2 separate regions of the Homo sapiens genome follow, and region 2 is linked to region 1. Evidence: chromatin loops called from intact Hi-C (ENCODE). Cell type or tissue: OCI-LY7. All regions are shown on one strand. Region 1 overlaps RBFOX2 (RNA binding fox-1 homolog 2). Region 2 overlaps RBFOX2 (RNA binding fox-1 homolog 2).

What was found. Hi-C counts contacts between places; a loop is a spot of excess contacts. Peaks named below come from ENCODE experiments on the same cell type or tissue, not always from the same donor. Only the 100,000 strongest peaks of a DNase experiment are listed, where the experiment ranks them.
Region 2: a loop joins it to region 1, with 3 times the contacts of the local background. A loop is called at or near these places in 1 of 110 quality-filtered maps.

The regions. Positions count from the first base shown.
Region 1 is chr22:36,016,229-36,020,228 of GRCh38, reverse strand. The region is part of intron 1 of RBFOX2 (RNA binding fox-1 homolog 2); the gene reads left to right. Among named protein-coding and RNA genes, the nearest start is that of RBFOX2, 11 kb to the left of the region's middle. In OCI-LY7, no CTCF peak of the experiment used is centred here; DNase peaks (open chromatin) are centred at 1,228, 2,478, 3,298 and 3,908; H3K4me3 peaks cover 3,237 bases; H3K27ac peaks cover 3,753 bases.
Region 2 is chr22:35,859,320-35,863,319 of GRCh38, reverse strand. All of the region lies in intron 2 of RBFOX2 (RNA binding fox-1 homolog 2), which reads left to right. Among named protein-coding and RNA genes, the nearest start is that of APOL5, 140 kb to the right of the region's middle. In OCI-LY7, no CTCF peak of the experiment used is centred here; DNase peaks (open chromatin) are centred at 1,659, 2,269 and 3,069; H3K4me3 peaks cover 2,411 bases; H3K27ac peaks cover 4,000 bases.

The sequences.
Region 1 (4,000 bases):
TGTAAGGAAGGGATCCAGTTTCAGCTTTCTGCATATGGCTAGCCAGTTTTCCCAGCACCGTTTATTAGATAGGGAATCCTTTCCCCATTTCTTGTTTTTTGTCAGGTTTGTCAAAGATCAGGTGGTTGTAGATGTGTGGTATTATTTCTGAGGGCTCTGTTCTGTTCCATTGGTCTATATCTCTGTCTTGGTACCAGTACCATGCTGTTTTGGTTACTATAGCCTTGTAGTATAATTTGAAGTCAGGTAGCGTGATGCCCCCAGCTTTGTTCTTTTGGCTTAGGATTGTCTTGGCAATGTGGGCTCTTTTTTGGTTCTATATGAACTTCAAAGTAGTTTTTTCCAATTCTGTGAAGAAAGTCATTGGTAGCTTGATGGGGATGGCATTGAATCTATAGTTTACCTTGGGCAGTATGGCCATTTTCATGATATTGATTCTTCCTATCCATGAGTCCCTTCTCTGTTTTTAAAGGGGAGATATTTTTATTACTAACCTTAATATGTAATCATATTTGTTATCCATATATACTTGAAATATGGTGTAGTAAATAAACACCATTTAGAGCTTCTCATTTTGGGATTTGAATCCTGGCTTCTCCATTTACCAAATGAATGAGCTATTCAACATCTCTGAGCTCCTGCTCACACATCTGTGAACTGGGAGAATTAATGTATACTCTTATAAACCACTGTAATGAGAACTGAGATTCTTTAAGGTGCCTATCAAGGAACCCAGCACTACATGTTTATTTCTTGCTTTCCTTATATCCTGCTATACAGCACTCACTAACTTCCTGCTTACTGTTTAATCTGCATGGAGTGGTTAATGTGCTTCTGATTGATTAAGTGCCAGAGTTGGGAACTACTAGAGATGAGCAGTGTGTTAAAGGGGAAACCTCATTTGCTCATTATCCAGGGTGGAGGAGTGGAATGAACTGGGTCATTGTGGTCTCTCTTGTCAGAGGAAGGGGAGACAATTCTTTGCTAAGGAGTGAAAGGACTGCTGCAGTATCACAGTGTCTGCAGGGGGGATGTGGATTTCTTAGAACCCGTGGGATCTCTGTTGGGAGGGTGGGTGACAGATTCACTGGCTGTTTTAGTGGTACATGGAAGGCAGGAACAGTAAAAATGTCGTGTTTCAAATTTTATAAGTTTTGTTACGTATGTTGGTTCAAAAGTGGCACTTTTTGTTCTCATTTTGTCTATGGAAATTGAGCTGGGATGCCTTTGTGTTGTCTCTTGTGGTCCCTTTTCAGTCTCTTCAAACCCGCTCTCCAGACTGCTAACACAGTGATCTATCTAAAAGAGCCAATCTGGCCAGGTGCGGTGGCTCATGCCTGTAATCCCAGCACTTTGGGAGGCTGAGGCGGGCAGATGACTTGAGGTCAGAAGTTCGAGACCAGCCTGGCCAACATGATGAAACCCTGTTTCTACTAAAAATACAAAAATTAGCTGGGCGTGGTGGCGCATGCCTGTAATCCCAGCTACTTGGGAGGCTGAGGCAGGAGAATTGTTTGAACCCAGGAGGTGGAGGTTGCAATGAGGAGAGATCGAGCCACTGCACTTCAGCCTGGATGACAGAGTGAGACTCTGTCTCAAAAATAAAACAAAAGAGTCAATTTGTTACTCCACGCTTAAAATCTTTTGAGAGCTTGTGTTTTTTCTCAGGATTGTCTGTTCTCTTGTTTGGCCTGACTTCTGCGTAACTTTCAAGCTCCGTCTCTTTCCACATTCCACCTCCAAGTCCATGTCCAGTGGCTTATAGTTTTCTTAGCATGTGGTGCCACCCAGCTAATGAATACCTCTGTGCTTTTGTTCCTTTCCCTTCTACCCAAAGTTCCTGCTTCATCTCTTCTACCCCCACATTTGTAAGGCTCAATCTTTAATAATGAGTTTGGATATTGATTCCTCCTGGATGCCTTTTGTGACTATTCCCATGTCTCCCACACTCCTGCTGTCTTCCAAGACATCATGTCTATAGCTCTGTTAAAGGACTTTTTAGATTAATACTTGATTGAATGTCTGCCCCACCACGCTTACCCAGACTGTGAGATCCTTAGGAATCTGTAGGATTAAGCACCATGCCTGGGCCCAAGTAGTCAAGAAACTGTCCATTTTTGTTAAATTGAACTTTGTCTTCCTGCTTCTCAGTTGGGGCCTGCAGATGGCTTTAATTGTTTATCCAGATTTTCCCTGGGGGGTCTGGCCCTTGGTCTGCTTTCTATCCCCTGTGAAGACTGCATGTTGTGTGATATGTGAATGTTAACCTGATCTTTTCATTGATATCAGGGTTAAAGGTGAGAGAGGGGTCTCTGAAAACAGAAGCTGGGGTAGAATTTAACTGCAGAATGTGTTGGGTAGGCATAGCAACCTGATATTTAGTTTCCTGTGTTCAGATATTAATTGAGTGCACGTGTGTATATGTAAAAAGCTCCTTTGTGATAGTGTGGTTAAGGAGAAAAGAGGAACCACACAAGTGAGAGAGGCAATTAGAGCCAACCTGTTCCAGTTCGCTGGAGCAGGCTGTTGATTTACCTTTTTACAGTGCTGCTGCAGGATTCTGGAGTGTAGCAGTTCGCATGTATTACCACCATTTGGGGTGAGAACTATTTGATCAGCTAGGGACCTTAACCTTTCTCTTCTCAACCAGTGAATTTCATCGGATACTATAGCTTTATTTTTTATTTTTTATTTTTTTTGAGACCGAGTTTTTGCTCTTCTTGCCCAGGCTGGAGTGCCATGGCATGATCTCGGCTCACTGCAACCTCCGCCTCCCGGGTTCAAACAATTCTCCTACCTCAGCCTCCCGAGTAGCTGGGATTTACAGGCACCCACCACCAAGCCTAGCTAATTTTTGTATTTTTAGTAGAGACAGGGTTTCACCATGTTGGCCAGGCTGGTCTCGAACTCCTGACATCATGATCCACCCGCCTCGGCTTGCAAAGTGCTGGGATTACAGGCATGAGCCACGTGCCCGGCACTGTAACATGTTTTTATGGATCTGGGGAAAATACCAAGCGGAGACACTTCACAATACATGGTATTTTTCACATCACTCATATTGGATATGTTTGAAAATAAGGAAGTCTGATAGTGTTCCTTTAAATCTCAGCCTTGGCGATAGATTCATAGAAGTATTTTATAAGAATTCTCTCTGGCTGTTGTTCTCCCCTCCGACTTCACTTTCAGCTTCTGGTTTGGGGTCCTGTATAATCCTTGCCTGTTCCAGCCAGTTTAGTAGGGACCTCTTTAGCTGCAAATGATTGTACTTCATAGTGCCTCTGGCCTTTTCTATTCTAAATGAATAAAGAGAATTCTGAGAAGGGAATGAGAGAGAGCAGCCTGTAATATATCACTTCCTTCTGACATGTCCTGCACTTACGTGGCATCTAGAAATTTCTGCCAAAAATTCAAGGCACAGGACACATGATAAATACCACTTATGAAGTAGATGACATTCTTGAATTGTCAAATGATGGTGATGGAATAACTGCTTAAAAACCTGTTTTCCCAAGGGTGGAAAACAGCCTTTGAGGTTTAGACTTCCACATGGGTGTGTTCAGCCATAAGACGTGGGTTTTCTTAGGGACTTAGGTCCCCAGGTAACACCTTGGTGTGTGGGATTTTTCCCATGTATAGGCTGGTTCCTTGGTTTCTCCGTTGTTGAAGAAGAGAGATTTTGCACTGGGTATTGGATATTTTATTCCAGGCATGTGGTTTTTGAGGAGGCATATTGTTGATGTATTTTTTTTTTCTGGCTGCATTGATTTTTGTCAGATTCTAACTGGAAATACCACAAGCAAAGCATGATTTATCATGAGGGATGGGTGGTGTGGCCGTGGGACTCTCCTAGCTCTGGGGATTGGGGTGGAGGCAGAAGCTATGTGAGTAAAACTAGAGGAACTACAGACAGGGCCTGGGGAGACTGGGGGTGTCTGAATGTGGCCTGCAGCAGTTGCTTGAGTTGGAATACTTTTGGGCAGAGGCTCATAGAAATTTC
Region 2 (4,000 bases), 160 kb after region 1:
TTATTGATATTCCCTTCTTGGTCAAGGGTAGTCTTCTCACTTGATTTATGTTACAGAAATGTAACATAAATTTACAAAAATAACATAAATATGTTACAAAATAACAAATATTTGCAAAAATAACATATTTTGTAAAATGTTACAAATATTTACAAAATAACAACAATATGTTACAAAAATAACGTAAATGCCCTGTGCTAGGTATGGGTAGGTGCTCTCCCCTGCCCCCCAGCTGACTTTTCTCCTCCTAACACAGTTACCTAGTTCTTTATATGCTTTCTGCCTGCTGTTGAGGCCACTTATTCCTCAGATATAGATTTAGCTTCGTAATTCAGATAATTCTCAATCTCTTTTAAATGTCCTTCAATTATCAGAGATAATGATGATGACGACGACAGCAATGACGCCGATAACATCAACTATAATTTAATAATCAGTATATGCCAGGCCTATTCATATATCAACTGATTTAGTCATCACAGCAGCCCCATGAGATAGGTACTATTATTATCTTCTTTTTCCAGACGAAGAACTTGAGGCAGAGAGGTGTTAAATAACTTTTCTCAAATTACACAGCTAAGAAGTTATGGAGCTAAGATTCGAATCAAGTAGCCTGGCTTAACAGAGGCCTGAACTCTTACCCACATGTGATGTTGCTTGTGTACTACAACCAGGTACTCTGCTAGGTATTAGGGATACTTTAAGGAAGAAGGTGGACTATGTAGTACCTGCCCTCCTGAAGTGGGAGAGACAGAAACGATGATATGTCTGGCAAAGTGAGGAGGATGTATGCACGTGCTAAAGGGGTTCTCTAGCAGGGGGCTAATCTAGACTGATCAGAAGGAATTTGCTACCAGTCTTCCTTTTCAGAAGACCTTTTCTGTAGTGTTTTAGGGAAGACGGATGCCTTTCCCCCATCTCCTTTTATCATTCCCCCCCCCCTCCAAAGAAAATAACTAACCCTTCAAAAATTCATTGCATTAAGTGGGACAAGAATTCATTATTTTAATTTTTTAACAACTCGATGGAGGTATAATTGATATACAATGAACTGCACCTATATAAAATTAATTTGTTAGGTTTTGGCATATGTATATACCCGTGAAATCACCACAACCAAGATAATTAACATATGAATCATCTCCGTAAGTTTTCTCATGCCCCTTTGTAGTGCTCCCAATATGCTCTTACCTCCCCAGCACATCTCCAAGCAACCGCTTATCTGCTTTCTGTCACTATTGATTAGTTGGCAATTTCTAGTATTGTATAAAAATGGACTCATACAATAAGTACTGTTTTGCGTGGCTTCTTTCGCTCAGCATAATTATTTTGAAATTCATCCATGTTACTGTATATACTGGTGGTTCATTAATTTTTATTTCTAAGTAGTAGTAATTGTGGATATATGACAATTTGTTTATCACTATTACTTATCTGTTGATGGATATTTGGATTGTTTCCAGTTTTAGGCCAGACAAATAGATTTTTTATGAGTATTCATATTCATATTCTTTATATGTTCTTTTTTCTCTTGGGTAAATAGTTAGAATAGATAGATCATATGGTAGGTGTGTGTTTGAATTTATAAGAACTTGCTAAACTGTTTCCACATTGGTTATACCATTTTACATTCCACCAGCAGCATATGAGACTTTCGGTTCCTCCATAGCCTTGCCAAAGCTTGGTATTGTCGAAGTCTTTTAAATAGGTATGTAGTGATATCATACTAATAGGTTCTAATTTCCTAGTGAATAATGATACTGAGCTTCTTTTCATGCGCTTGTTTACTATCTCATTTACCATCTTCTTTTAATCAGGTGTTCATTTTTTTTGCCCATTTTTTAAAAAACGTGGGTTGTTTTGTTTCTTATGGTTGAATTTTGAGAGTTCTTGTATATTCTGAATACAAGTCCTTTATCAGGTGTATACTTTGCAAGCATTTTCTCTCAGTTGTGGCTTGTCTTTTTATTCTCCTCACAGTGTCTTTTGATAAGCAGAAGTTTTAAATGAAGTCCAATTTATTGTTCTTTTATGGATTATGTTTTTAATGTTATAGCTTAGAAATCTTTGCCTAATCCAAGGTCACAGAAGTTTTCTCCTAGAAGTTTTACAGTTTTATCTTTTACATTTTTAGGTATGTGGTCCATTTTGAGTTGTTTTGTATTTGGAAAGAAGTATAAATCTCGTTTCTTTTCATCCAGTTGTGTCAGCACCATTTGTTGAAAAGACTGTTCTTTCTCTACTGAATTCCGTTTGCACCTGTGGATCTATTTCTGGACTTTCTATTCTGTTTCACTGATCTATTTTTCTCTCTTGACACCAGTATCATACAGTCTTATAGGGATGTGAGTATTATGGGATCTAGCAGACTTCAGAAGAAATGATAAGTGTTACAAACATCAGGTATAGCATTCGATTTCAGTACAGGCCTAGAGAAAAGATAGTCATAATCTTTAAAAACCCTTTATTTGAATAGTGGAATGAAGTGGAGAGATATACTGTGTTGATAGTCAGAAAGACTCAATTCTCTCGGATGTTAATTCTCCCCAAAGTGATCTGTAGATTCAGTGTATATCCCAATCAGAATCTTAGCCAGATATTTGTAGAAATTGACAAGCTGATTCTAAAACTCATATGGAAATGCCAAAGACCTAGAATAGCCAAAACAACTTTGAAGAAGGAAAACAAAGTTGCAGGACTAACACAGCCTGATTTAAAGCCTGCAGACAGTGTGGTGTTGGTGTCAGTATTGAGGTTTACATCTTCATGTTATGCAATGAAATTGTGTCAGTTAGGTTTTGCTGTGTAACAAACTTTCCCACAACTTAATAGCTTAACAAAGTGTTAATCATTTATTTGCTCAGAGTTCTGCGGGTCAGGAGTTTGGGTGATTGTTTTAGTCTTGGCCGCATTTGCTGAGCCTCAGTGGTCTAGGATAACCTCACTCTCATGTCTGGCAGTTGGCAGGTTAGTTGATCTGGGGGCTCAGCTGGAGCAGTTCATCTGTATTCCACTTGCTCTCGTCCTTCACACTTCTTCACACAGTAGTGTCGGGGTTCCAGAGAGTAGCAAGAGAGGGCAAGCCTCAGTGAACAGGCACCTGTCAAGCCTCTGCTTGTGTGATATTTGCTAATATCCCCAAGACCAATGTGAGTCACAAAGCTAAGACCAAATTCAAGGGGTGGAAGAAACAAATTCCACTTCTTGATGGAGGAGCTGTGAAATATTATGACCAATTTTTTGTAGTTCACCAAAAAGGTATTATGAGTTAGTTGAGATAAAAGTTATTATGGAGAGAAAAAAGTTTTGTTGTATAAGATAATGTATGTGAAATTATTTTTAGGTATGTTTCCCTAACAGTATTAGAATATTTAAAATTATTTCCTGCTCTGAAAGTTTTACATTTTGCCCCTTAACCTTTATATATTGTCTTGTAAATTTAAAGTGAATAACTAATGGCTAGGCACAGTGGCTCATGCCTGTAATGCCAGCACTTTGGGAGGCTGAGGTGGGTAGATCACTTGAGGTCAGGAGTGTGAGACCAGCCTGGCCAACATGGTGAAAACCCTGCCTCTAACTTAAAAACAAAAAGTGAATAACTATTGTCCTATCCATTTACTGATTTATGAATGACACTTTTAACAAAACTGCTAATTCCTTGCCTCACAGTTTGTATGCCATGTCTCTCATTCCAAAACAGAAATGCATATCAGCCATTCCATGGTTTACTCTGTTATTACCCATACTTCCTTTCTGTACCATGTGTCATGCAAAGGAGTGTTTCCATACTTAACTATGATTTGCTATTTTCTGGTAGGTATAATTTAAAGATTTCCATTGGTGTAGAAAGCCTTACAATTTTCTCAGTACCTTAGAATCAATAGAACTCTTCCATGGATATTTTTAAATAGGCTTTTGACTTTTTTTGGGTATGCTGACCTGCCTGCCTTTCTGTAGGTATGGCTTCATGTATGCTATGCTGTTTTATGCACTTGAAAAG